2 separate regions of the Homo sapiens genome follow, and region 2 is linked to region 1. The links are chromatin loops, found by intact Hi-C in ENCODE. Cell type or tissue: tibial artery. All regions are shown on one strand. Each heading gives the region's core, and the rest is flanking DNA. Links, peaks and the distances in the headings are about the cores only.

Region 1 (10,725 bases), core at 2,448-10,447:
ACAAGATAGAACTCTAAAGCCTGTTTATCAGCATACACAGAGACAAGAAAAAGTTTTAGCACAGGTCCCATCCTGAAAGACAAGCCCCACTGCACCAGTGAAAGGCAAGAGAGGGAGCACACATCACTTTACAACTGGAAATGGCAAAGCAAAGGAAATGGGAGATGAGTGCAACACTAGTTCAGGGCTCAAATAGAGAAGCTAGTTGAACCATGTAGATTCCAGATCCTCAGAGCTGTCGAGTAGTATCGTCCTATAAACCTTTACACCCTTCTTTGTAAGTGCACATCAACATTGGTTACAAGTGATTCTCCATGAAAAGACGAAAGGGGATCCCTTGGCATAACCCAAAGTTCAACCCAAAGAAGCTAAAAATATTTGAGTCAGGTACAGTTGATGAATCTGTATATATTTTCCTAAATACATATGCTATCAAAGGCTGTCTGAAATAGGGGAAATGCTTTTCTTCACTTATCACAACACCACAGACTGCAGCTTTTGAAATCCCTTCTGATAGATTCTGTTGAATAATTCCAATACTGAAGATACAAATTTACCACAGCAGGTAATGGTAAATCAAGTTACTCTTATTACAAGCAGTATTAGAACATGTTGATTCATCTCGCCAGCAGTACAGCTACACATCTTCATAAAATAAAACATTACCTTAATCTAAAATGCCATCACCACAGAGCTTTTAAAGATACCACATTTTGTCCGGGCACGGTGGCTCATGCCTGTAATCCCAGCACTTTGGTAGGCTGAGATGGGTGGATCACCTGGTCAGGAGCTCCAGACCAGCCTGGCCAACATGGTGAAACCCCATCTCTACTAAAAATACAAAAATTAGCGGCTGAGCGCGGTGGCTCACGCCTGTAATCCCAGCACTTTGGGAGTCCGAAGCGGGCGGATCACCTGAGTTCGGGAGTTTGAGACTAGCCTAGCCAACATGGAGAAACCCCGTCTCTACTAAAAATACAAAATTAGCTGGACATGGTGGCAGGCGCCTATAATCCCAGCTACTTGGAAGGCTGAGGCAGGAGAGCCACTTGAACCCGGGAGGCGGAGGTTGTGGTGAGCCAAGATCGCACCATTGCACCCCAGGCTCGGCAACAAGAGCGAAACTTGGTCTCAAAAAAAAAAATAGGTAAATAATAAAAAAATAAAAATTAGCTGGGTGTGGTGGCATGCACCTGTAGTCCCAGATACTCGGAAGGCTGACGCAGAAGAATTGCTTGAACCTGGGAAGCAGAGGTTGCAGTGAACCAAGATCGCATCACTGCACTCCAACATAGGCGATAAAGCGAGACTCCGTCTCAAAAAAAAAAAAATACCACATTTTATCTTATACTTACAATATTATAATACTACAAACTTAATACATGAGTGCCCACATTTCTCCAGATCTTTCTGTACTTTGAGGAAAAGATCATTTTAGAGCCATATACACAGCAAAACTGCCTATAGCTCAACAAGTACACACTGAATAAGAAGACAACCCTTCCTGGGAATATTTTTATTATGGCTTTGGTCCCATAATCCATGGATAAGAGTATTATTCAAAATAAACATTAGCTAGAGGAGTTAGTTCATGAAAAAAGGATCCTACAGCCATTAAAGATGACTTTCAATCTCATTTAGCTTTAAAGATATCATTAATGATCAGTACCTGGAATTCTGTACTGAATTAAGTACATGGAGAAAATTATGGCCTAGGGATATATGCACACAATGGTCTAAAGAACATCATTTTTAAAATTATATTATGCGGTGGAATAAAGTCTCCCTCCAAACAGGTGAAATTCTTGAAATGAACACCCTCATAAGCAAATTCTGTACATGTGACAGAGAAGAGTGGAATGACCTTAAAAGGATGCACTTGTAGTCTGCATTAAAGAAACAGAAATCATAGATAATGCTTCAATTATGCTGAGAAGTCAAAGAATACTTATAGTAACATTGAAAAAGACAATTTTCTGTAGGGCAAGAAAATCACTTATGAGAAAACTACTTTATTCTTTGATTTGCTAATCAGTTCTACAGGGAGGCCACAGCATTGCACCGCTCAGGAGTGGGGAAGGAGGTCATGATATTTGATTTACTCCGCTTTTAGTGAAAGAGAAAAACCAAGCAAAAAATCACATATCAAATACCTTTGAGAGAACAAATTTAGAGTCTACCACAAGGTAGAACAGGCTCAGTTACCACTCAGTCCTATGAACAAAATCAATCAATGTGTATCTACAGCTAAATCCGTAAATTTATTACATAATTATTTGCCTCAAATAGGACACTACCCGCTGGTATTGGCCTCACTGTGATCCTTCCAGCATGGCTGAATCTGTGTATCTTCTCCTGCCTTCCTGGAAAACTGTGTGCCTTTCCTTCTCCCTGCTTCAAAGGCCAACCCTCTGCCGAGCAACAATCCCATTTATCTCAACTGCTCCAAGGCTTTGTTCTTTGCCCTTTTGATTAAACCCTCTCAATATTGCTCAATCAAGTTCCACTTCTAAAAGCAACTCATTCTCAGTAATGTAACATGTTCTATTAGATCAAACTATACGAAAATGCCATTCTCATAGGTAAAACATAGTCAAATATCACCAATTTCGTAAGGTTGAACTTAATATTTATTATATGCTATATACATCTAAAAAAGTCAAACTCTGTGCTTCCACCCTCCTGTGCTTAACCCCATGTGATGGTTAATTTGGGGTTCAACTTGACTAGATTAATGAATATCCAGATAGCTGGTCAAACACTGATTATTCTTCAGGGCTTCAGTAGGCACTGGGCCCATCCTTTATCTACTCAAAGTGAAACCCAGGTGGTTTAGCAATTGATTAGAATTATTGAGCTGCCCCAGGTGTATCTGTGAGAGTGTTTCCAGAGGAGACGGTGTGTGAGTGGACTAAGTGGAGAAGATGTGCCCTAAATGTGGTAGTCACCATCCAATCAACTGGGAGCCCAGATGGAATTAAAAGGCAGAGAAAGGGCAAATTCTCATCCTCTCTAAGAGCCTGGCCGCTTTTCCTCTCCTGCCATTGGATGTCAGAACTCCAGGTTCTCCAGCCTTTAGACTCCAGACTCACACCAGTGGTCCCTGGGCTCTTGCACCTTCCACCTTGGACTGAGCTCCACTATTGGCTTCTCTGGTTCTAAGGCCTTCAGACTTAGACTAAGTCCTGCTACCAGCTTCTCTGGTTCTCCAGCATGCAGATGCAGATGGCCAATAGTGGAACTTCTCAGTCTCCATAATCAAATAAGCCAATTCTCCTAATAACTCCCTTCTCATGTGTGTGTGTGTGTGTGTGTGTGTGTGTGTGTGTGTCCTATCAGTTCTGTCTTTCTGGAGAACCCTGAATAAAACATCTTACATTCCCATTCCCCTCCAGGGCCCCACCCACTTCATGTACCGGGATTATCAAAAGTTTCTCTCTACTCATTATCCCCCTTCCTTACAAACTCCCATTCATTCATCTGCCCATTACAATCAGCATCTGCTCACCACTCCACCAAAACTGACCTTGTAAAGTTCCCAGAGGCTCCCATGTTTCAAGCCTGATGAAAAGCACTCTGCCCTTACCTTATCCGTCATCTCAGGGAGTATTAGGCACAATGGAGCACTCCTTCCCTCTGGAAATGTTTTCTTTACTCATTCCCAATACAACATGCCCTAGGTTTTCCTCCTGCCAACTGTTTATCAGTCTCCTTTGCTGGCTCCTTCTCTCCCAAGCTCTAAATGTTAGAGCACCTCAAGGTTAGCTTCTTGAGCCTCTTACCTCTCTATACTCTCTTACATGATCTCATCCACTCCATGATTTAAATTCCATGATGTCTCCCATATTTGTATCTCCCGCTGAAACCTCACCCCTGAAAAACAGACCCATATATTCAAATACCTGCCTGATGCCTCAAATTGGCTTTCAAACTTAAGTCCAAAAATCATCCTCCTCAAAAAGACACCTACAGTCCTCAGATCTCCAGTAAAGGGCTTTAATCTCTACCTAGTTAGGCACCCTCAAAATCAAAACATTGTACACCACAGTCAGTAAGGACTGAATATCTCTTTCTCTCAACTTAGCTTCACCTTCATCTTATCTCCGTTCCAAGCCAGCTCCTCCCCACCCTACCCTAAAACCTTTGTACATGGTCTCTGTTTACATAATGCTTCAACTCTCATGCCAAACGTCACCTCTGCATAGCCTTCCCCAGCCAGTCTAAAACAGGCCTCCTCATGTTATGGTTTATCTCAATTTATTTCTTGTTTCCTCCACAGTGTTATTACAATTATCTATTTTATTCATGTATTGCTTCCCTCTTTTCCTCACTAAATGAATCCCTATATTGACAACAGGCACCATAGCTGTTTTACTCAATGTACTGTACCCTGATGCCTACCTACCTAGCACACAGCAGGACCTTAGGTATTTATTGGGAGAAAAAAAGGAAGGAAAGAAAGAAAAATGGCATGTAACATTTTTTTCTAAGTATTCAATGTTTTGGCATACAAACCCACACCAAAAATAATACAAATAAAAACAAAACACACCATTTTTGAAGAAAGAAAATCCAAAAGAAGTCTTCACTGCATCCCAAAAAGTAGGTAAGAATGGGAAGGAAAGAGCTAATTAATAGGGTGGTTTTCATGGGCTGTTTGGGAAATAACATAGAATGGGACCCACGTTGGCCACAGGATGACAACCATGACCTGGTGAATAGAATACAATATGTGGCTCCCTTTCTAGAGCAAAGATTATGGATTCTGTACAGTCCAATCAAAAGTTTTCCATTTTCACTACCATCACTAACCTGGCTCAAGAGACTATTATTTTCACCTCTTGTGGGGAGTGAAGGAAGTTTGGAAAAAGAACCCCAAGATAATTCTGGACTATTTCCTATCATGGTAGTGATATAAGATCTGCACTCAACCAAATCAAGTTTCTAGTTATAAGAGCTGTAGAAGATATATATGTTTATAATATACCCACCGATAGCAGCATTCAAAAGAAACAAAACTTTACCCCAAAGTGTATGCATGTATCTGAAACTTAGGATCTATACCACCTTTCATTTATGTTTTTTTTTTCCTTCAAATCTAATTGTGTTAGATTCAACATATCACTCCAACACATCAAGTTCTTTCTGGACTCTGATTATGTCATCAAATGTGCCCACCATGTAAGAGCAAAGATTACCTTTATCTTTAATGACATCCTTCACCAGATAAAGGTGGAAGCAATTCAGCTTAATGGCTAAGCATTGGCTCCTGTTCAGGCTATCTGGCTTCCAATACTAGTTTCCGCACTTATTGGCCATGTGATCTTGGGGAAGTAACTTAATCCTGGGCCTCAGTTTCTATGGGCAAAATGCAGATACTAATATCCATTGCTTGGACTGGCTGTGAAAGAATTTAGCACAGGACCTGCCAACAAGTAAGCAGTGAAGAAAGTATTATTGCAGCTGCTGCTACATAGTAAAAGTATGGCTTTTGAAAAATCACTTTGAAGGGTACTACAATATGCACCTCCAGATAGTATGTGTCATAATTAAGAACAGACTCTGAAGCCAACCAAAATTTGAATTCTGGCACCACTACTTACTGGCTATGTAACTCTGGGCAAGTTCAAAGTTACATAACTTCTCTGTGCTGCAGTTTCCTCATCTGTAAAATGGGGAGAATAATACCTAACTCATAGGGTTGTTATGAGGATTAGTTAGTATATGCAAGTAAATTTAAATAGCGCCTGGTGCAGTAAGCAGAATAATGTTTAGTCAAAGATATCCCTGTCCTAATAATCCCTGAAATCTGTGAATACCTTGCCTTACATGACAAAAGGAATTTCACTGATGTAATTAATTTTAAGGCTTTGCAGATGGGAAGAAAACCCTAGAATATCTGAGTAGGCCCAATGTAATCATAAGGAAAAGAGGAAAATGGAAGAGTCAGGCCAGAGAGGGAGATGTGAGGACACAAGAAATCAGAATGATGCTATTGCTGGAAGGCAGCCTTGAGCCAAGGAATGCACTCAGCCTCCAGAAGCTGGAAAAGGCAGGGAAACAGATTCTCCCCTGGAGCTCCAGAAGGAATGCAGCTCTGCAGACATCTTTATTTTAGTCCAGTAGGGCCTGTTTCAGACTTCTGACCTAAAGATCTGTATGATAACACATTTTTCTTGTTTTACGCCACTAAGTTTGTGGTGATAGCAGCAATAAGAAACTAATATACTTAGCAAATAGTTGGCCCTACAAAAATAAAGCTTATATTCTTATGCTTAGTCCTTTTTAGAGAAATTCTTGCCCAAATCTCCATCATCAGAGCTGGAGAGCCATGACCCTAAGGAGCTGTGAGCCCAAGCAATGGAGGGTGAGGCCGTGCAACCTCATAAACTGTCTTCCAGGGGCATAATTTGGTCTAACAAGGCTCTACACCTAACTTTGAATAAAGGAGTTAAGAAAAGACAGAGTCACCCTTTATGGTTCAAAGTAATTTTCAGAAAAAGCAGCATCAACATCTTTATCTTAGACTGAGTTTTAGAATCAATCAATTAAAAAATTTTAAGCCATTCTGGAGCCACAGTAGGGCATATGGAGTAAAAGACTGCAGTTTGCCAGGTAAAAGCCATGGTAGCTTGGACAGGAAGGGAAGGAACATGAAAGAATGACAAGAAAGATGAGTTAGGAATGGGAGGGGCAGGAAAGGAAAAAAAATTGGCATTGAGTTTTTTGCTAGGGCAAGGGGGAGGATTATGGGTGGCATTTTAGAGGAACAGGCCCACAAGCCAGTTACTGGGGAGGAGACAGAAGGGCAAATGTTATATTCTGAAACTATTAGATAGCTGAATGGTGGTGTCAGTGAACATGCAAGTCTGGAACTCAAGAGAGAAGTCAGGGCTAAATATATAAACTTGAGTGGCCAGAATAAATATGAATTTCAAGCAATGGGAACAAATGGGATTACCTAGAAAAGCGCAGAGATCTGCCTTTTATAATTTAAAATGGCTCACCAGGCGATTCTCACACATCCCCAGTTAAGAAGCGCCGCATTAAAGCTAAATATAGGAACTGCGATTTGGTAAAAGAGAGTCTGTATTTCCAGCAGGGGTGTCATCGTTATTGCTGCAGTCCCTGGTCAGTCAACCACTATTCAATCTCTACAGAAAAACCCTGCCTTTAGTCAGATCTCTGGAACTTAACAGGAAGGCTTTTGGGCTTGATAAAATGACAGGTAACCCTCCAAGCGCCCACTCCACCCCTTAAGATGTGTAGTGCTGAGGCCAAAAAGAGTGTGAACTGGGGCTGTGGCCACGATTCTGTATGTATCTCCACCTGTCTGTCAATGAGCCACAAGCCAGTTATAAATAACCTTTTAATGGTATTTTCCAGACTCAGAGCCTAACATGCCTGAATTTCTTCCAAATTGTGCAATTTGTCTTTGTGCAGCCACTTGTCCATTCAAAGAAATAAATGCCCTCACGATGTGAGCACAAAAAATACGTAGCTACAGAATACCTTACCAAATTGCAGAAGCAATATACTCTTTGCCCAGGCAAATCATTTTTCATAAATCTCACACCTGCCTAGGTATGACAGTAACAGAGGCTGCTCAGATGCAGGTAAGAGTGCCAAATGACTGTGAAGGGAAAAGCTGGGACTCCAAGCCCAACATCCCTTGTTCTGGCAGAGCACTCAAGGGACTCATGACTACTGCAGCTGGGCCACCAACTTAGTAGCTGCCAGAATCACTACACAGGATCCAAGCCCTGACCTCAAATAATAGCATCTCATTCCCTCACCACCCTCCTCCAAAAATGTGGTCAGGACTCCAGTTGCTGACGTTTTCTACAGGTTCCAGGAGACAGCACCAGCTCCACCCTATGAGTTTCCAGATGTATGTTTAGATTAGAACCATATGGCCCTATCTGCACCAGCCCAATATGGCTGCACAGAAACTACCTCCTGTTGAGGCAACATTTTAGACATCAAGCTATTACATAAAATGAGACTATGCAAAACAGATAACCACTTAAAAGTGAGTGGAAGAAGGGTGTATAACTAGGGCAAAATGTGTAGATTATAAAATTTTAATAAAATGCAGTTTTATTACTTACAAATCCATTTAATAACTGCAATTAAGTGGCACTAAACATATTAACTGTTGACTAACAGAACTCTTTCTTTAATTCAGCACTTCCCAATCTGTTCTATGGAACACTATTCTTTGCAGGATTTTTTTTTAAAAACCACACCGACTTTACTTCTAAAACTTATTTTTAATTTATATTCTTATGCTTAGCACTCTGACAGAATCTGTCAACAGTGTATCCCACCCAAGAACTTGCATGAAGGTTCATGTGATATGCTTTCAGGCCTTAACAATTCTCAGCTAGCTAAACAGGGTCATGTTGTTAACACATCATATAGGCAATGGTTGCTGGTCTATGTTGGTAATCTGTCTTACATGTTTGACAAATGCTTATCTTTGTACACAAGGTTACTAGGCACTATCCATTCACACTACCTAAACACATTTACCATGAATTAATGCCATGTATTGCATGTTAGGATATGCTAACAAAAGTTCTGTCAACATCTTATAATTTTAAACAAGTAATTTTGACAAACAATTTCAAAACAAAAAGAAAATAATTGTCAGTAATCAACCTAAACAGTGTTGGCCTATTAAAATAAATGCAACTGACATGTCTGAGATCGTTTTTCATACAGAAATAGTTTTGGAAAGCCTCTGAAGGCAGGGTTGTATTAAGTAGATAATCAACCCCCCTTCAACCTTATTTATACTAATCATCTCCTGAATAAGTCCCTTCTATTTCTTATTGACAGGGGACAGGTATTTAGGCAAGTCTCATCTGAATTATTATAAATTCTGAATTTCCAAACTACTCTTTATACAAGCACTACAGACTCTAAAGTTTTACAAATTCTTTCCTATTGCCTTTCTTTATAAAAATCCATCTGTAACAACTGGTCTACAAGGGCAAGGTGAGACACAGAAGCAACAAATGCAGTAGTAAGACATAACATAATACATAAAAATACATTAATAGCAAACTTCTAAATATCATACCATTGGTTATCAAAGATGAGTTAAGGATACAAATTTCTGGAGTTCTTCTCAAATCTCTTTTGTTTAAAACAATTATTGGTTGGATCTTCTACCTAAAAGTAGCAAGAAATATCCTATACATCAAGTGTTGTTATTTGACCCTACAAATTTTCCAGAGGTAGCCCAGGGTCAAAGACAGTTTTTACTTCTCCAGTTCATGGGGTCACCTACCAGCCCAACAGAAGGGAGTTTTTCTTTACTATCAACAAGAGGCAGTTTGGAGGGTATTCTCAGAAATCTGTCTGACTTTCAGAACAACTTTCAAACTTCAGCCCCCTATTTGGGGTGTTGCATTTTGATCCTTAATAAATCTCTCTCTCCCTCTCCACCACCGGGCTGCCCATCCTCCCTACACACACAGACACACACACACACACACACACACACACACACACACAATTTATGTTCTGTCTTAACCCAGAAAAAAAATAATTTAGTCTTATCATTTGTGCCAAAGATGAGAAGGGTCTTTTTTAAACTCTACTAAAACGCTTCTTTGAAATCCTTCCTTCTGATCATCTTATCTTTTCTTAGGTAAGCTGATCCATGAGCTGCTGGTTTCTGACAATTTGAACACAAGCTGCTTTATTTCATTAACATCTGCTACAAAATATTCTTAATGTAAGATGTGCAGCTTTTGGTTATCAGAAATGTACTTGGCCCTGCCCTCACTAAGCACAGTCCCCAAGTGAGCTCATTCATTCTCGGCTATGCTGATGACTACCAGATCAGCATCTCCCTTCCCTGATCTCTCACTGGCTTTCCAGCCCACTTGATTATTTCCACTAACATCCACGTCATCATAAATGAAATGAACTTGACTTTCCAGATCAGCTTGTCCCTATCTCCTTCTGCAAATAGTACAACCAGTCTCCAACACCCCAATGGAAAAAGGTAGGAGAAATTTTCTGATTCAAGCCACTCATCATTACCCTTGATCAAACCTGTTAAAAAGCTTTGGTCTTTCTCTTTACAAAATGTCTCCACATTTTTCATCCTCCCGATTCTAGCCAATTCAATACTGGTACAGGGATTTACTGCCTTATGTCTATATTACCTCAAACAGATTCTCAGCTGCCTTCCTACTTGAATCTTCCTACACACAGCTACCAGAATAATCTAGATTGAATATTCTCTTAGCTCCTTTCCAGGTCTGAAATTTTCTACAAAATTAATTCTCTCACACTGCTTTTCTCAAGCAGCTTCCTGGTATATTCAATAACTTGGAGTGATTCACTACCATCTAACTCATAACTCTTCAGACAAACTCTCAGGGCAATTTGCAATCTGATCCTGAACTACCTACAGTGTTTTCCCAACTACTCTTCACAGGCACCAAAGATTCTAAATCAAGCCAATCTCCTCCAGGATTCAAAGCCTTCATAAGCACCGTACTTTACACTAGCAATTTTCTTTCTCCCTTCAAAGTATCGTCCCATAGGGAAAGCTTAGCTTCTTTACCCTCTCCTTTAGTCAACTTAAGCCAGGCCATCACCAAAACTTGTTTCTGTTTTTGAGTTCTCTTTAAGGCCTTTGTCTTTATATCAGGAATGTAAAATAATATCATTGACTCTTGTTTTAGTCTTAGCTCCTGTATT
Region 2 (10,725 bases), core at 1,234-9,233, 920 kb before region 1:
CCTTTGGAGAAGTAACTCAGGGTTGAATAGATCCAGAAACATATGATCCCCGAATATATTTTCTTTTATATTTTGTTTACATTCTTTCCTTTCAATCTAGCTCTAAGTGTACAATATTCTTAATGATTGACTTCTGCTTACTGAAGTATAGAGAATAACATATAAGCAGCAACAGTTTTATATGTATTAGATAGAAACATATGCAGTGATCGTCAAGATTCTATGCAAGAACCAAAAACATATAACTATTAAAATACAACACATGATAAATATTATCCAGCCTTCAATTTTACAGCCAGATAAAAGTATCAGAAAAAAAGAGAAGAAGAGATGGAAATAGAAAGAGAGAAGAAGGAGGTAAAGGTCGAATGAAGGAAATGTGGGAGAGCTGAGAAAGAGAAACTGACAAGCAGAAATTAAATGTAGGAGGCAAAGCTTGAGTTGTCAAACAACAAAGAGAATATGTACACAAATAATACATGAAGAACAATACATAGAAAGTCCAGTATACAATATGGAAAGGTAGATTTGTCAATAAAAATTTGGCCTTCAAGAATATTAAGATGCAAGCTTTTAAAATCATTTTTCAAGTATAGCTATAACTAAAGATAGTCTCTGGGTCAGGTGAAATCCATGACCAAATTGAGATATAAATACAAATGTTATTCATGCTGACATGCTTGTCATGTATTTTCTGTTTTGTCCCCTATTACATTTTTGAATATTATATTTTTTTTCAGTATTTATCTCTAGTCCTTGAAAAATATTAAATTATCCTCCTTCTGATTAGTTATTCACTCATTGTCTATATCTATGAGAGTAGTTTCCTTTAATTCTGTCATCTAGAGTATTTCAGTATTCTTTTAAATATTTTTTTCACATTTAACTTCGGTCTCTTAGAGAAACACAGTACTACAACAAAGTTGTTGCCTTATAAACATGTTATTTTTACATACTTCATAAGTCTACAAATGGTGTATGTTTATACTTTATGAATACATTTATAAATATTAATGATGCATTCTCAAAATTTATTAGTAATGATAGAGGTTTGTAATAAAAAATATTTGGAAATCACTGCCATAGTAGAAAGCTCATGGCTTTTGGAGCAATACATACATTCCTGGGTTCAAATTCCAGTAATGTTACTTATTTACTTTATAGTCTTGGATGATGCACTGAGATTTCATTAGATTTATCTTTTTAATTTTATTTTATTTTTACATGTATATCATTACATGATACCCTGCATTGCTGTTAAGAGGATTTTGAGATACACACACACACACACACACACACACACACACACACACTGGATACTGACAGCTATTGCTGTTATTTGGGTCTTCTCCACAATTTAGAAACTTGTATTCCATTTCTATAGTTAATGTGTTTTTTATAATTTTCTGTAAAATGTTGCAGATTATATATTTTTTCAGACATTCCATTTTATGTAGTCTGTGTAAAACAAACTATATTTTTACTAATCTTACAGAAGTAAGATTTTGCATTGCTTATTTAATAATGACCCTGTGAGAGGTCTTTTTTCATGAGGGAATAGGGAGCTTAGCACAGCATGCTATGCAGAAGTAGGATAGTTCTCAACACTATCTAATGCAATGGTTCTCAAACTGTTTTGACAGAGATGCTTAGAAATAAATACCTTTTGCATTGCAATTCGGATAACATAATATACACTCATTTATATACTGAAACAAGGAATTGTACAGTAAAATATATTTTTTCTTCTCTTTTATTTTATTTAAAAATCTCCTCTCAATTGATTTCATGACTCACTTAAGGGGCATGACTTGAAATTTGAAAAACACTGTTCTAAAGGGCATAGAACAAAATAACATTTAGTGTTGGTCATTATATGTAGTGTAGAGATGATTTATAAAAGTTTTTTGGCTGAACTAGCATTTCAATCTTGATATAAATGTTTTAATGTTATTTAAAAACCACATAATATTGAGTGAGTTTAAAATTGTTTTCTCAAAAGAAAATGTAATAATATAATGGTTGATTTTTCTTATGGTTTTTAAACATTTATTGATGCAACACAAAAATGTATTTTTCTTTTCTCTTTTGACAGATTGGCTATTTGGTCTTCTTACGACTTTTTATATTTTTCCTGCATGGTCATCTAGAAAGTTTTAAACAACATTTACTTAGGCTTCAACCATATTTATACGGTAGAATATCTTTTATTTTTACACTTATAAATGTTTTATGTTATATTTTGATAAGCTCAGACTGTCACTATAAAGAACGTAAGCTGCATTTTATTTTTCATAAAAGATAATAGGTGCAGTGTTGAAGAGCACAGCTTCAGGGCCAGATTGCATTTGTTCAGCTCACTGCCCCTCCAACCCCCATACTTTTGTTATTTCTTTGTGGTGAGAACATTTAAAATCTGACTCTACTTTTTTTTCCGGCAATTTTGAAAAATGCAATACATTATTATTAACTATAGTTATCATGTTGTGAAATAGATCACTAGACCTTATTCCTTCTGTCTAACTGAATTTTTGCACTCTGATATCTCCCCCTTCCCCATCCGTTCTCACGACCTACTCCCTGTTCCAGATGCTGGTAATCCTCATTCTGTATTCTGCTTTTTCACTTTGCCACTTAAGTTTATGAGCTTTTTTGTGACTCAGTTTTCTTATTTGTAATAGTATCTACCTCCCTGAATTTCAGGAAAGTTAAATTCATATTTTAGTAAGGTTCTGGACTTGGTGATCCACTGAATCTAAGCTATATGTAAAGAAGAGTGAGAAATTCAAGCGGGAGCTGAAGTTTTGCATGTTGAGTAATAGAATTAAGATAATGATGTTCTGAACTAGGAAAAATTTGGAGAAATATTGGGCATATTGAATTTGAAGGTCACTCAGGTATATATACCCAGCAAGCAGTTGAAAACAGGTTTGGAACTAGGGAAATAAGTGAAGCCTGCCTGGGATATAGAATTGACAGTCATCCATGTTAATGTGGCCGAGGGCGAGGGGCAGGGAGAAACTAATTCCAGGAATGAAATCTTGGGGAACATACATTTAATGGATTATTGGTGTAACAGGGCCCAGGAAAAGGGAAATAAGGGAGGTAAGAGGAAGTGATTATGTTTAAGGAGAGAAATTCAAGATCAACATTGTCATAGAAGTATTAAATAGTAGAAGGTCTGAAAAATGATGAGTTTCTACAATCAGAAAATCACTGCTGATCTTGGGAGCATACCCAGTGGAGAGGTGGAAGCGGAATTCAGATTGGAGGTAAACAAACAGCGAGGGAAAATTTAAGCATAAGGCAAAAATTGTGAACTATTTCAAAAAAAGCTTAGCTATAAATATTTATGCTGATATGTAAATATGTCAATAGTTTATTTAGATGGATAAAATAAAGTCAAAATATTAATATGTTGTAGGATAAGGGAAGGAGAGGCTCAAGATAAAGAAAGGGAATTATATTTGATGAAAAAAGTCATGGAGGTGGGAACAGAAGGTAATAGCAGAAGTGTTATGGAGACTAATCAATTAGTACCATTAGCATAAGTCCTAATCAGATGTGGCCGTAGACTGATAGAATAGGAATTCTTGTCTAACATTTCACTTGTTTTTATATCTTCATTAAATTATAGAACTACTTCTTAACTCCTCACAGTGTTCAGCATAGTGACTTACCAAATATTCAGATGATTATGGCAGATCAACTTTGAAAAATTATTTGAGTAAAAAGCTCAAGTTCTCATATTAGATTGTTATTGAGGATATACCCTCCTCAAAAAAAAAATCTTTCTTTCACATACAAGAATAAAATCCCCAAATTGTGCCCTCTTACCAAATATAATAGAGCCTTAGGTTGCAGCTCTACCTTTAACAATAGGCTGTTTTCTACCTGAAGCTATCAGCGGCTGCTACCTCTCCACATAGCTGTCCAGTAGAATGGTCATTATTAATTTTTCCATTATGTGGATGGACTAAAACCCAAAGTTTGTCTAAAAGTTTATACAAAGAGCAGCACTGAGATGATTCTGTTAAATATAATGTGGTGTTATGTTAAATTATCTTATTGTTGTAAATAATAACATCTTGTTTTTATTATTTACAACATATTGTTGTAAATAATAACATCTTGAGAAGGAATAAAACTGGAGAATGTTTGTCTAGAATCAATGACATTGATTTCTTTGTAGAATTACAATGTCAAAGTATCCATTATGAATACAGCATCTATTATAGCTTGATTTATTTTCATCTGGAAGTTTCCAAGCATTGTTGAACAGTAACTATATTTAATTGGGCATTCAATGATTATGAAATTGCTGTCCTGAATTATATAAACTCTTACGTATAAATTATTTACCGTCTAGTATTCTATTATACCACCAGGGGGCATACATAACATTATAAATCTTAAATAGGAAACTAGCAGTTTCTGCATCTAAGTACTGAATTTAATTATAGTTTAATAGCTAAAAGACAAATGAAACACAGTGCAAAATATTAATAAATTATTTCTCACAGATGATTTTTCTTACAATAGCACTTTCTTTCTCTGGAGCATCATATCACAAGTATCCAAACATCTTTTCAAATGTGCAATTCATCCTGAAAGCCTCGGAAATTATAGGTAAAAGAGAACTCCGTTCTGAATCCATTTTTAGACCTGTGGAAGATAAGAAAAGATATGAGAACACAGATTCTGATATGGTGAGTAATCTGGTATGGTGGGTATATCCTGTTGCCTGATGCATCAGATATCATTACTATGATTAAGTAATGGTGCTTATCAATACAGTAGACATTGAGGAATGATGAGTTTAGCTGTGGAGGAGGGGTGAACAGCAAAGATACGAATTTCATGCAACCATATGCACAGTTCCTGGAGAGTAGTTAATAGGATGAGTAGGAGGTATCAATATATAACTCTACTACTTTAAATGGGGTAATGCCATAATACCTTCTTCTTTCCTCACATATTTTCCAAAAAAGACCAGTAAGCATTTCAAAAACTTCTTTTATTTTTTTGTTAAACTTATTTATTATTTTACAGTTTATAAATAGAAAATTTGTTTTTCTTAACAACTTCTAAAAAAGGAAAAATACGTTTAACATTATGCGAGTTGAAACACCTAAGGAAATTTGAGGAAGAGTCTGTTTTTAGATAATGTTATGTGTTACCTTATAATTTTCCCATGCTTCCTATAAGCCCTTTCTAAAATTGGCTATAAATTAAATATATAAGAAAAAAATTCCAACACATCTATTTGTAACCTTTCTGGGCCTAAGTGTTTTCTCTTTGGCAAATTACTAGTTCACCATTTATATAACAAGTGACATTTACTGAGTAAATTGAGCCTTCTGGTTATAATTACTAATGAGCACAAATTACCTCATGTGAGAAAGGGATCTGTTTTTAAGTATAAAAAATGTTTTAGCAGTAAATAGATAATGAAAGATATCGAGCAACAGAAAGAGCACTGATCATGAAGAGAACAGACATGCTTATGAACTGGTTCTGTGATCTACGAGAGGCCCACCAATCTCGCCAAACTTCCATTTGCATATCTTTAAAAAGTCGTCATTATTGTCATAGTCATCATCATCATCATCACCATCATCAGTCTGCCCTAACTCTTTTACAGGGTTGTTATAAAGATTGCAGAAAAAAAAACCAGCATGTGCTTTATAAAATTATTAAATGCCATGCAAACATGAATAATAATTACTGAAAATATATATTTAGGACCTCACTTTACCCTAAACAGTGACCTATAATATTTTCATCTAAGGATATAAGTATGTTGGCTTACTGTTGTGATTGGAATGTTCTTCCTTTAAACAAATAGGATTCCATGAAATCTTGGCAATGTGAATAGTCTGGTTGTGAGGTAGGCAACTGTCAATGTTGATTCTGATTCTCTTTAAGAATGAATCCATTTTGTCACTCTTGGTGCACACACACACAGCAAGCAAATGGAAGCTTACTGCTGTACAGCTCAGCCTGAATTAGAAGGGGCAAAAATGTCAATACATGAAAGGGACATATCAGCTTACAGTGGGACAAGTCACTAAATCTCTCTGTGCCTTTTTCCACTTTGTAGAACAAAGCTTAGATTCAATCTCTTCTAAATTCTATTTCAGCTTTATCTATGTGATCCTGTAAGGGGATTATAACAGAGTTTGACCTATCAGGTTTATTGACCTTCTTTTTCTCCTCCTCTTATCTCGTAATATAAAGACTATAAATATAGGATAGCATAGCCACAGTGCTGCTAAAATTACTGATTTGGCTAATCAGCACTCAGTCAGTGCTGGACTGCATATCTTAAAGTTCCCCAGTTTCAGCCCAGTTTCTCCAGTACAGCTAGCTTTTCCAGGTCAGTTGACTATTTACTCATTCAATACCCATCTCTCTCACCTGGGAAAGGAAAGAGGAAAAAAGACATAAAAGTGATAGAAATGGAAATAGATACATTTGCATCAATCTCATCTCCTTTCCTTATGATTGTTTTAGTATATTATAGCAGAGGATTTGTGAATTTATTCCTGTAGCCCTTATCATTTGATAAAGCTAAAAGGTCCATAGCACTATACTTTGGCCACTTGAAAGTATTTGATTTTTAGTGTTCCTATATGCATTGAAATAAAGGCATAATTACTTAATTTGTTGTCAAAGTGCTACCAAAATTGCATTGAAAGTTTTATAGGATATTACGATACATTAGGATACATGCCATATGAGCATGGGTTCCACTTAAGAATAGGAAATTTCCTTTCGTCTGCTGTTGGACCCCATTTCTCTTTTTAATGTCTTTTTAAGTGATCCAGACACAGGGTTTCCATTGACTTTGACAAATGGTACACTTAATTAGCTCTTTGGATAGCAGAGCCAGAACGCTGGATTGAGTTTTCCACTCTGTCCTTTGCTCACTAGCAAAGCTAAATTTTCTTTTTATTTATTTATTTATTTATTTATTTATTATTATACTTTAAGTTTTAGGGTACATGTGCACAATGTGCAGGTTAGTTACATATGTATACATGTGCCATGCTGGTGTGCTGCACCCACTAACTCGTCATCTAGCATTAGGTATATCTCCCAATGCTATCCCTCCCCCCTCCCCACACCCCACAACATTCCCCAGAGTGTGATGTTCCCCTTCCTGTGTCCATGTGTTCTCATTGTTCAACCATTGTGGAAGTCAGTGTGGCAATTCCTCAGGGATCTAGAACTAGAAATACCATTTGACCCAGCCATCCCATTACTGGGTATATACCCAAAGGACTGTAAATCATGCTGCTATAAAGACACATGCACACGTATGTTTATTGCGGCATTATTCACGATAGCAAAGACTTGGAACCAACCCAAATGTCCAACAATGATAGACTGGATTAAGAAAATGTGGCACATATACACCATGGAATACTATGCAGCCATAAAAAATGATGAGTTCATGTCCTTTGTAGGGACATGGATGAAATTGGAAATCATCATTCTCAGTAAACTATCGCAAGAACAAAAGCTAAATTTTCTAAGCACAGTTGTCACTTGGTAGTAATAATAGTTCTTTGGAGAAGGTAGATTTAAACCCTGCTACAATGCAGTGGACCTTTTATTAAATAGTTTCATCTGTTCTGAAGTACAAATAGTTCTCTGAAAACTAGCAAAGACAGAGTTTACATTCTAGTATGATTAGCAATCTCATTCTGTAATACTTTTTGATAAGCCAAAGGCATTACCTAAGTTTGGGACATTTTGTGCTGTCCTGTAATTGTAAATGGTTACTAGGAATTATTAGAATGAGACATAAACTCCTTAAAATTAGGAGCATTATCCTATGATTCACGTCAAATTATCCAGGTAACACTTTGTATTGGGAGATCCTTTCATGGCAATGTCAATCATCCCCCAAAATGACTGAAAACTACATGAAACCCAGAAAGCTGTCCCTGAGCAGCCAAAATAGAGCCCATGCTTCAAAGCTCATTTCTATTATAAAAGAGAGCCTAGTCAGACACTCATAATTTATGTACTTAAATTTGCATAAAATCTAAACTGGTGTTGTTATCTGAATTTTCAGCCAACTGTAGATTAACAACACTTTTGTAGGTGGGCTTCTCAAAGTAGGCATTGTTCCAGCTACAAATGATAGCCCAAAGCTGGACAGCAAGGGAGGGAGACGAAAGAACTGTGGGAAGTGGTTATAAAAGCCAAAAAAGAAAGGAAGGAAGGGAAGTAAGGAGGGAGAGAACAAAGAGAGGGAGGGAAGGAGAGAAAGAAGGAAGAAAGGGAGGGGAAAAAAGTTCTCTGGGTGTCATTTAAGGCAGTGCTCAGTGCTTTTCAAACTATCTGTGGTAAAAGATCTCTCCTAATTTATTTTTAAATTTCCAAACCATTACAGATGGATAATTTTGTAAAATATAATAATAATGACGACAAATTACTGAAAACTAAAATAGAAAAGACCAAAAAACACAAGCTTTAATTTTTAATAGACTGAATATATATAATTATTTTTCAAATTGTTATGAAAGTGTCTAAATACGTATTTTTCATTTTTTGTGCTCTAATTAACAGTTTGCAAATGGCAGTTATCTGCCAACCACACCTTGAGCAGGACTGATTTAGGGTAAAGGCACAGAACTCAAGAGTAAGCAACATTGCTCACTCTTGGTCTTCTGCACTGATGATATATGTGATGATTGTATTAAATCACATAGTCATCATCATTACATTAATTCATTGAAGTTTGATAAATTTATTTTTTATTTTTTGAAAAAATGTTTCTTGCTGAAGATTGCTTGATGGGCCGGGCATGGTGGCTCATGCCTGTAATCCCAGCACTTTGGGAGGCAGAGGCGGGTGCATCACTTGAGGTCAGGAGTTCGAGACCAGACTGACCAAAATGGTGAAACCCTGTCTGTACTAAAAATATAAAAATTACCGAGGTGTGGTGGCAGGCACCTGTAATCCCAGCTACTTGGCAGGCTGAGACAGGAGAATTGCCTGAACCCAGGAGGCGGAGGTTGCAGTGAGCCAAGATCACGCCATCACACTCCAGCCTGGGTAACAGAACAAGACTCTGTCTCAAAAAAAAAAAAAAAAAAAAAAGCGCTTGAAATACATAAAATTCCTGAGACTAACTAATAAGCCCTACCTATCTGGAAAATTCGCAGGTGTGGCAGGTTCCTTTCCTCTTGATGATGTCAATGTTCTACTGCCAAAGGCCACTAGGAGCACATCTGCAATTAGACATATTGGGTTTATTACTTGTTGCCGAGAGAGGGAGAGAGAGAGAGAGAGAGAGGAGGAGAGAGAGAGAGGAGAGAGGAGAGAGAGAGAGAGAGAGAGAGAGAGAGAGAGAGAGAGAGAGAGAGAGAGAGAGAGAGAGATATGAGAGACATACCACAAGGAACTATGGGATGTCTTAATAAGAGAGTGTTAGAAGGAATCTACTAGAGGATTTGGACTTTATTTGGATGATCTTGGGAAGAGTCTAAGGAAGTAAGGGTTCTCTCTAGAGGTTTGATGCTGTCAAAAAGTTGGGGCAATTCTGTGATTATGTATTTTGTGGGTGGCAGAGTGACTTTGTTTATATCTGTGCTTAGAAACAAATTGTCAAGTGGCTTTGTTTATTTCTTATGGTCTCAGAGTAATATTGTCCAAAATTGCTATCTTGTGAGTTTATGTCCAATAGGAGATCAAAATAACCTGGCTGTGTCAGACCAGCTTGTAATAGTATGTCAAATCAATCCCAGACATGAGAGGATGCTTTTTATTTCTCCACGATGTGTAAAATTGGCATAATATAAAATTGAAGATAAAACTCAAATCTTGTTCGTTGTCTAAATCCTGATTTTTTTCTTTACCAAATGCTTTCTGAATTTTCTCTGATGATGGTACATAAATACATTAATGCAAGAATGGTTGACCTAATTGAATAGTTTATGTAGTCCTGCAATATCTATGATTAAAATAATATTTATTATAAATTAACCATTCGAGTCACTCCGAAGTTTTTTTTTATTCTTGTTTTATTTTTATTTTTTTAATATTATGCTTTAAGTTCTAGGGTACATGTGCACAACATGCAGGTTTGTTACATATGTATACATGTGCCATCTTGGTGTGCTGCACCCATTAACTTGTCAAACATATTTATTTACCTATTTATTCAAAATAAGTTTGCAATCTGAGGATTGTCAGGCATCCAGGCTGAGACAACTAGAGCAATTTGAGAAAAGAATTTCATTTATATGGGTTCCAGTTTTGGGGTAGACCCTACCATAAAGCAGAAAATTGAGTTATATGTGGACTTACTGAAGTCAGTATGTCTCAGACTAATGCTTTACATTATTTTAGAATAGTGCTTTTCTGTGGTGTGTTCTAACACTGTCAACACTGAATTGTTTTCATTTGCTTTTCTGAATTATTGTTCCCCAGAATCAGTAGCTTTGTACAGATGTTGTCTTCCTCATGTCTTTATCTCCAGAATCTTAACGGAATTCCTGACATAAAGTAGATAAATACACAACTATGGGACTTAACTAAACACTTTATTAGAAACTTAAAATATCTTAGCTTAAAATTTATGTATGAACTTCTTGCTTTCTATCTGAAAAGTACTCAACATAAAAATTATCTTGAAATTGTAGTCCTGATGTTGTTTTATATAATAAATAAGAATTATGAAGCCCTTTAGATTCTAAGTGTTTCATT

What was found. Peaks named below come from ENCODE experiments on the same cell type or tissue, not always from the same donor. Only the 100,000 strongest peaks of a DNase experiment are listed, where the experiment ranks them.
Region 2: a loop joins it to region 1, with 4 times the contacts of the local background. A loop is called at or near these places in 16 of 110 quality-filtered maps.

What each region holds. Positions count from the first base shown.
Region 1 is chr5:109,701,116-109,711,840 of GRCh38, reverse strand. All of the region lies in intron 1 of MAN2A1 (mannosidase alpha class 2A member 1), which reads right to left. Among named protein-coding and RNA genes, the nearest start is that of MAN2A1-DT, 15 kb to the right of the region's middle. In tibial artery, for the core only: no CTCF peak of the experiment used is centred there; no DNase peak of the experiment used is centred there; H3K27ac peaks cover 2,656 bases.
Region 2 is chr5:110,619,251-110,629,975 of GRCh38, reverse strand. TMEM232 (transmembrane protein 232) reads left to right here. Exons shown (of 14, transcript NM_001039763.4): 6 at 2,096-2,195; 7 at 4,543-4,709. Among named protein-coding and RNA genes, the nearest start is that of TMEM232, 100 kb to the left of the region's middle. In tibial artery, for the core only: a CTCF peak has its summit at 4,416 (motif pointing right); no DNase peak of the experiment used is centred there.